Linked DNA regions of Homo sapiens: region 1 is linked to region 2. Evidence: read pairs that join two places in POLR2A ChIA-PET (ENCODE). Cell type or tissue: OCI-LY7. All regions are shown on one strand.

The links. Peaks named below come from ENCODE experiments on the same cell type or tissue, not always from the same donor. Only the 100,000 strongest peaks of a DNase experiment are listed, where the experiment ranks them.
Region 1: POLR2A ChIA-PET joins it to region 2 with 5 read pairs; 1 of 35 experiments calls an interaction of 5 or more read pairs at or near these places.

Annotation. Positions count from the first base shown.
Region 1 is chr9:113,509,939-113,513,938 of GRCh38, reverse strand. The region is part of intron 12 of RGS3 (regulator of G protein signaling 3); the gene reads right to left. Among named protein-coding and RNA genes, the nearest start is that of RGS3, 48 kb to the right of the region's middle. RefSeq lists enhancers at 1,551-1,640, 1,891-1,940. In OCI-LY7, no CTCF peak of the experiment used is centred here; a DNase peak (open chromatin) is centred at 1,538.
Region 2 is chr9:114,897,368-114,901,367 of GRCh38, reverse strand. TNFSF8 (TNF superfamily member 8) reads left to right here. Exons shown (of 4, transcript NM_001244.4): 4 at 1-223. Among named protein-coding and RNA genes, the nearest start is that of TNFSF8, 31 kb to the left of the region's middle. In OCI-LY7, no CTCF peak of the experiment used is centred here; a DNase peak (open chromatin) is centred at 2,397; H3K4me3 peaks cover 1,167 bases; H3K27ac peaks cover 1,631 bases.

The DNA of each region.
Region 1 (4,000 bases), 1.4 Mb after region 2:
ATCTGTTTCCTCCCTCCCTGCCCCACAGACAAAAATCCACTCTCTGCAGCAGTGGCAGCGGAGACCAAAGGCTTTCCCAGGATGTACTGGAGTCCTCCCTCTGTAGCCAAGGGAGCTAGAGCAGCCTGGCCCACTCCAGTCAGTCTAGAATAAGGAGTGGCACTTGCTGCCCCAGGTCACAGGAAAGCGCACAAGCTTCAAAGCCAGGTGGCTGTGCTCAAATCCTGCTCCCCTGCTTACCAGCTCAGTGAGCTTGGGCAACTTATTTCACCCTCAGAGTCTTGATTTCCTCAACTGTAACAATAGTGCCAAGCTCACTGGGTTACAGTGAAGATTAAATGAAATACTCTAAGTTCACTTAGAGTCTTTAGAACAGTGCCTGGGACCTAGTAAGTGTGTGATAAAAGTTAGCTGCAAACTCAGTGTTGTTTCGTTGTTGTGATTTCTCCACTTGGAAAAGCAAGTTTGGGAGTCAGGTGCCCCATAGGACTCTGGGAATCCCAGGCTTCACTGTACCCAGGAGGTACTCCGGCTTGGCCACCAACTCACAAATCATTCTAATCATAAGGAGAGAGAGAGAGAAACAGAGAAACAAGACCACCCCCAGGAAGGACAGCAGAGGCTGCAACGGCGGTGTGGGGGGAGGGGTCCCTCTTTAAGGGGACACTGATGGACACACACCCCTCACCCTGAACAAGGGGTGGTGCACACGTTTTTGTTGTTGTTTTTTTGTTTGTTTGTTTGAGACGGAGTTTCCCTCTTATTGCTCAGGCTGGAGTGCAGTGGCCGATCTCGGCTCACCACAACCCCCACCTCCCAGGTTCAAGTGATTCTCCTGCCTCAGTCCCCCAAGTAGCTGGGATTACAGGCATGCACCACCACGCCCGGCTAATTTTGTATTTTTAGTAGAGACACAGTTTCTCCATGTTGGTCAGGCTGGTCTCGAACTCCCAACCTCAGGTGATCCGCCCGCCTCAGCCTCCCAAAGTGCTGGGATTACAGGCATGAGCCACCATGCCCAGCCTGTGCACAGGTTTTTGTTACATTCCGTCTAGTAGGCAGAGGGACAAAACACAAAGTCGCTAAAAAGTCAGGGGTTCCTGGACCAAGCAGGTGGGAGGGAAACTCCAAAGCAGTCAGGCTCCACACACTCCTGGGCCCCTTCTAAGGCATTCCTGCTACTGTATGGGCAACTACCAGGTCCTCACTGACCTGGGTGCCCAGCCTGGGTCCTGGGTGCAGGCTGTCTTCTGCTGCCAGCAGCCCTGGCAGCGAGGGGGGAACAGGTGGCCTGACCCCAGCTATACCTCAGGGAAGCTCCCCACCAACGCGCACCCACAGCCTCGGAGATAAAACTCACCTCAGAAGGTTTCACACTTGCTTCCTCCTCCCACCCCCAGCCCCTTCTCACCAAGCAAGGTAAGAAAAACAAGTTGACTCCCCCCGTGCCCCTGACAAGTGACCACTGATCATAGACAAATCTGGGGGCAGCGCTCAAACCATGATAACTCAAACCACTTCCTGCCTCTTCTGTGAGTCACGGAGAGAGGAGTAGAATGAGCATGAGCCCTGGATGGGCACAGGAGGAACAGATACAAGGAAGATGTCACATAGCTCCTTGTCTGATCTGGCCCTACATATCAGTCCCAGAGGGATGTGTGCTGCCAGGCCCTGGACCCTTTGTTTAAAGCACCATCCTCAGTCTCAAGATCATCACTGAATTTGAGTTGGATAAGACACCCGAGCTTGATCACTGACTTCCCAAGTCAGAGACAGTCTGTGTAACCCTGAACAGCTTCCTTCCTTCTCTGAATCAAAGTTTTCTCCACTTTGAAGTGGAGATAATACTGATTGCTGCCTCGCTTGCCCCAGGGCCAGTGGGAGGTTCACACAAGAGACCTGATGGAAAAGAGCTTGGTGGATTGTACCACAGTGTGAGTAGTCAGGGGATTATCACAAATCCTAAGCCTCCAAGTAATCCACCTACCAGGGTTAGTAGAAGGATAGGCAGGGCTGCTCGGTCTCAAACCATGCTGTGAATGAAACCCCATGGCCAGCCTGGATCTAGACAGTCTAATTTAACATGGTTAAGCCTACAGCAGAGAAGGCAAAACCATGCAGGACTGACAAGCAGATGACTGGAACAAAATAGACCAAAAGTAAAGATGGGTACCAACTGTAAATGCCAAAATCTGGGTCCTGGGCCCCCAGTCTCGGACTTCTTAAAAAATTGATTTCTTCCCTTCTCTAGCCCAGGGGCCCAGGGCTGTCACAGAATCCTCACCAAGGGCCTCACCTGAAGTACCCAACACATAATTCTGCCTTCAGAGAGGAAAAGTCGGCTCAGCCCCATTTTGTAGACAAGGAAACTGAGGTCTGGAATGGTAGGGTGACTGGTCATTTGGCTAGTAAATTATACAAGGCAGGATTAACCCAACCTATGCAGCAGTCATGCCCTTGTGCCCAATCTCCACCCACCCCTGGATAATATGTGGCTAGTGGGAGTGGCTCTGTAAAACTGATTTTTTTTTTTTTTTAGAACAGTACAGCTTGCAACCCAGTTACTGAGCTCTGTGAAGGCAAACTCATTTACTTCCCACCTGCTACCGATGTCTGGTCCAAACCCCCATATCACCCTTTTCTCCTCCAACACCTGCTTCACCGACCAAATACAGTAATTACAGGGCTTTGCTCCCAGATTCTGAGGCGAGCCCTGGCAGCCACCCTGCCCTGGCAGTGGCGAATCTGAGGCCAGGTCACCTTTACAGGGCAGGGACAATGCCAAGGGCACCAGCAGCCCTGGGAAACATGCCAACCACAGCCGGGCAGGCACTCTGGGCTCCGGAAGGGCACCAGACCCTATTCAACTCAGGATGGCTTAACTCTCCCTCCTATTCAACTCAGGATGACCCAACACTCCTGAAGGGCTATCTCTTGGCAGCCCAGCCAGAGGAGGGGGACTAAGAAGCCAGCACCCTGGTGACAGCCTTAACCTCTGGACAATCCCAAGTGTGTTTAAGGGAAATTGTGTGCCCTGAATTTCACCCTTTCCTCTGAATCCTAAAATTGTGAGCTACAAAGACTTGATCCCTGGTAAAGAGTGAAGATTTATTATTATGAAGAATACATAAAGTAAGGTCAGGATCTTAATACAATGCATTCAAAGAGCTAGCATGGTTATTAATATCATCATCATTTCCTCACTTGTCCCTTTCCCCATGGCTTAGATAACTGTGCTCTTGCTGACTTACTATGTATTATACTCTCAGAGGGGAATGAAACATGGATACAGGCTGGGAGCACAGAAGGGAGACACAGAAGTACCTCTCAACTGAGAAGGAATCAACCCCAGACACCAGCCTGTGTGCATGGGCCCACTCCAGGCAGCACACTTCTCCAGCCCCCCTCCTCCACGACCAGACTCCAAAGCCTCAGAGGCAACCCAAGTCGTTCTCCTTCAGTCAGTCACACAACCAAAATTCTACTGAGTATCTGCCATCCGCCAGGCCCTGGGTCCTGCACTGGACCTACAGAAATAAGCCAGGCCCAGGCCTTGACCCTAATGAAGTCCCTACTTAGCTGCAGCATCTCCACTCTAACCTAATGTGCCAACCAAAAGCTTTTTAAAAACTCATCATTGATGGAATACTACTCAGCCATAAAAGGGAATGAATTAACGGCATTTGCAGCGACCTGGATGAGATTGGAGACTATTTTTCTAAGTGAAGTAACTCAGGAATGGAAAACCAAACATTGTATGTTCTCAACGATACATGGGAGCTAAGCTATGAGGACGCAAAGGCATAAGAATGATACCATGGACTTTGCAGACTTCGGGGGAAGGATGGGAGGGGGGTGAGAGATAAAAGACTACGAATGGGGTGCAGTATATTCTGCTCGGGTTATGGGTGCACCAAAATCTCACAAATCACCACTAAAAATCTTACGTAACCAAATACCACTTGTACCCCAATAATCTATGGAAAAATAAAAAATAAAA
Region 2 (4,000 bases):
TACATCATTTAAATGAATAATGTAACCAAACAAACAAAAAAAGAGAATAATCATTAATAACTCAACTGATAGATATGTAGGGAGTAGGCAACCCAGGAAGTTTAAAACTAAATTCTGTTACTCTTGAGGGTTAACCAGCCCCTGGGAATGTTATGAGCAAATGATACTCCATGAGTAAAATGATATCTATGCAAGTAAAATAAATAATTTATCTAACTGGGAACTCAGGCTACCTAAAACATATGCCTCTTTGGTAAAAACTCAACTTGAGCTCCTTCCCTTGCTCCTACCCTCTGAACCCCACCTCCCCACCACACACACACACACACACACTCAGTGTACTTGCAGAACTTGTAGAGGAAGATGGTAAGTGAGCTCACAAAAACATAACAAGTCAATGTAGAGTCATCCAAACTGGAGTGGAGTGGTGCTATCTTGGCTCACTGCAGCCTCCCCTTCCTGGGTTCAAGTGATCCTCCTACCTCAGCCTCCTGAGTAGCTGGGACTACAGGCACGCACCACCACACCCAGCTGATTTTTGCGTTTTTAGTAGAGACGGGATTTCACCATGTTGGCCAGGCTGATCTCGAACTCCTGACCTCAAGCAATCTGCCCACCATGGCCTCTCAAAGAGCTAGGATTACAGGCGTGAGCAACCACACCTGGCCTCTAACCCTTTTCTGAATCATATATTGACCATGTACTGAGTCTATAGAGGATAGAGACCACCTGTGTCTCACATTCAAATCACCATCCCAGAGTGACCGGGGCGAGAGCAGGGAAGAGCAGAGGAAACCTCCAAATGTGGGGACTGTCCAAAGTAAGGTTGGAAAGACGTGACCTGAGGAATTGCAGAAAGGCTATAGGAGGCCCTATCAAGGCTGGTGGGAAATAATGGAGATTGGAATATGAGACTGGGCTCAAATGCCAGCTCTCTCACTAACCACACTCGAGGACTTCGCAAGTGTCTGCTCCCTGCTGGGCTTCCAACCAATGGGACTTCCATCAAGCCTGGCAGATCTCTCAGGAGTGTTCTAGAGATGATACAGGCTGACTTCTCCATCCTCTTAATTTAAGGGTTTGTCCCTTCCATCCCAGAATAAGTGGTATTCCTGGAATTGTGGGAGGCTCCCTTGTCTGACAGATTCTGCCAGCTTCCCTCAGCACTTCCTCCTTTTAGTTCTTGTCCACATCAAAACCTCTTAGGGCACTAGGCTATTCTCTGAGCCATCCTTTATGTGACTGGAGATTCTGAGAAGGAATTAGATAGTAGAGTTATTGTAGAGTAACTACTATATATTTAATTGTTTGAATATACCATAGTTTGTCCATTCTTCTATGCAAGAACATTTAATTTGCTTTTAGGTTTTTGCTGTTACACACAAAGCTACAATAAGCACATCTTCTTCTTGCACACCTCCCACCCCTAGTTGCCATTTTTCTATACAGCAAAAATACTCTTGGAAAATTATAAATGGTGTCACAAAGACACTGAGTTAACCATGGCTAGCGAGGGTTTAGACACCTCTGTGATCAGAGCTCATGACCTGGAGCTTAGTCTCTGGAATCTGAATGGCTCCTTCCATACTTTCTAAGTACTTCTCTGCTCTGTACATTCATTCAACACACATATCCCAAGTGCCAGTGAGTGCCAGGTCAGTTTACAATCCAACATGGTATGTGCTACAGCTCTGCCAAGCCACTGCGAAATCAGCCCTCATTAGCATAGGTTTGAAACATGCCTTTCAATGCACTCTGGGGCTTCCCTGGATCTAGCTCTCTTCCTGGAGAGTAAACAAACACCAGAAAGCATGAAGGACAAGCACAGCTCCAGAAGATTTCTCCCCCAAGATCAAATGTCTGTATTCCTCATGGGCTCTTCTCACAATTCTCCCCTGAAACTCTGCGATGGAAGATTGTCACTCAATGTATAGTATAATGACTTTCCAGGTTTTTTTTCTACCATGACCCAGAAGAAGAAAGGTCATGTTGCCAACGAGGACTAAGAAAAAAAAAAAAAAATAATAACTTACTGTGAAGACCTGAATTGATTTTATGATGCTCTCTTAAGTCACAACCCACATTTCCAAAATACTATTCTAGTGTGCCTTCTCCTGCTCCACATGTTGGAATGCTAAAAATATACTTTCCTTATTCTTTTGCAGCTCAGGCTCTAGTATTATTTAGTCTGAAATGGACAGAATTTTGGAATGTTTGTCCATCCAGCTAGCAAGGACAGCTGTGGAGGTGTTTGGTTTTTCTGCAGCTTCGTTTGCAGAGGTTTTCATGTTCAAATACGAGCTTAGTAGTTGGGGTGAGCCTAGGTGGTGGGGGAGAAGCATCCGTTCTGCTGATGTAGTCTGTTGCAGATGTGCACTGGTTCTGGAGCCCGGCAGCAGTAGCGGCTTCCTGATTGTAGTGGTTTCCTGTTCGCGGCAGCAGTTTTGTGGTTCTAGAGGGGCAGGCTTCCTGATTGCAAGATTATTGAAGAGACAGCAGCTACTATAGCAGCCCAGTTCCTAGGAGTCGCATTATAGGTTTCTCCTGAAAGCTCAATCTCGATTCTGTTTCCTCAGACCTCCTGACAATTCTACAAGCCATTTAACACCCTGTGATAAACCCCTTCCTGCCAAACAAGCTAACGCGAAGTCTGTTCTCTGCAACTGATTCCTCATGAATATAATAACAACATGTACAAACTGACCTCACCATTATGTACAAACCAACCCCACCATACTCATCCTGAACTTAACACTATTCCTACATTCCAAATCTCAAGGACTATCTCAGTCTCTGAATATCCTTCTTCTCACTTCCTACTCAATTAACACCCAACTAATTCCTCCAGTTTCCTAGTTCCAGCCACCACTCTCAATACCTCCTAACTCACAGCACTGCCTCCAGTCTTACTCCTTATAAATCCCATCTCCAGACAGCAATAGCATCTCCCGATTGTTCTTGGAATTGATAGTGATAATAACCATTTATCAAGCTCTTACATGTTATGACTTTTCCTGCACTCACTTATTTAATCTTCAAAGCAATCCAACGAAATAGGCATCATTGAGCCAGGCACGGTGGCTCAGGCCTGTAATCCCAGCACTTTGGGAGGTCGAGGCGGGCGGATCATGAGATCAGGAGTTCGAGACCAGTCTGGCCAACATAGTGAAACCTTGTCTCTACTAAAAATACAAAAAATTAGCTGGGCATGGTGGTGTGCGCCTGTAATCACAGCTACTTGGGAGGCTGAGGCAGGAGAATTGTGTGAACCCAGGAGGCAGAGGTTGCAGTGAGCTGAGATCATGTCACTGCACTCCAGCCTGGGCAACAGAACAAGACTCTTCCTCAAAAAAAAAAAAAATAGGCATCATTATCCCCATTCTTTATATAAGGACATTGAGAGTCTGCGATGTTGAGGAGCATGGCCAATGTCACAGTCAATGGACGGTAGAGTTGGGATTTAAGACCAAGTTTGCCTAACTCCACATTCCACGCTCCAGTCACTATGAACATAGCCTTCCTAAACTCTAAGCTCTTTCCACCAGGTCTCTCCCTATCTATCTCCTGAATGTCTCTCTAGTTTTGTGCTCAGCCCCACCTCCTTGTGCTCTATGATCAAATCACATTGCACTCCTTCCAGTTCCTCCAATCTTCCATGCTCTGCCTAGCCACCAGAAGCTTGCAGATAATTTTCCTTCTGCCTAGGATACTCCTGTCACACTCTTTTGCCTGATTAACTCCTATCATTGTTCTGATTTCCATTTCAATGTCACCTCCTCAGAGAAGTCTTCCTGACTCTGCTGGCTTCACTTAATGCCTTGCTGTCACCTTCCATGCTTCCCCATCGTTAATTGCATGACACTTTACCCTTCACCCCTGGTTCTCTCTATCATTCCTCTCCAACATTCAAATTCCCAGAAGGCAGGAACCCTACCAATCTTATTTAGCACTGGGTAATCACAGCCCAGCCCAATTCCTAGGACATAGTAGATGGCCATTC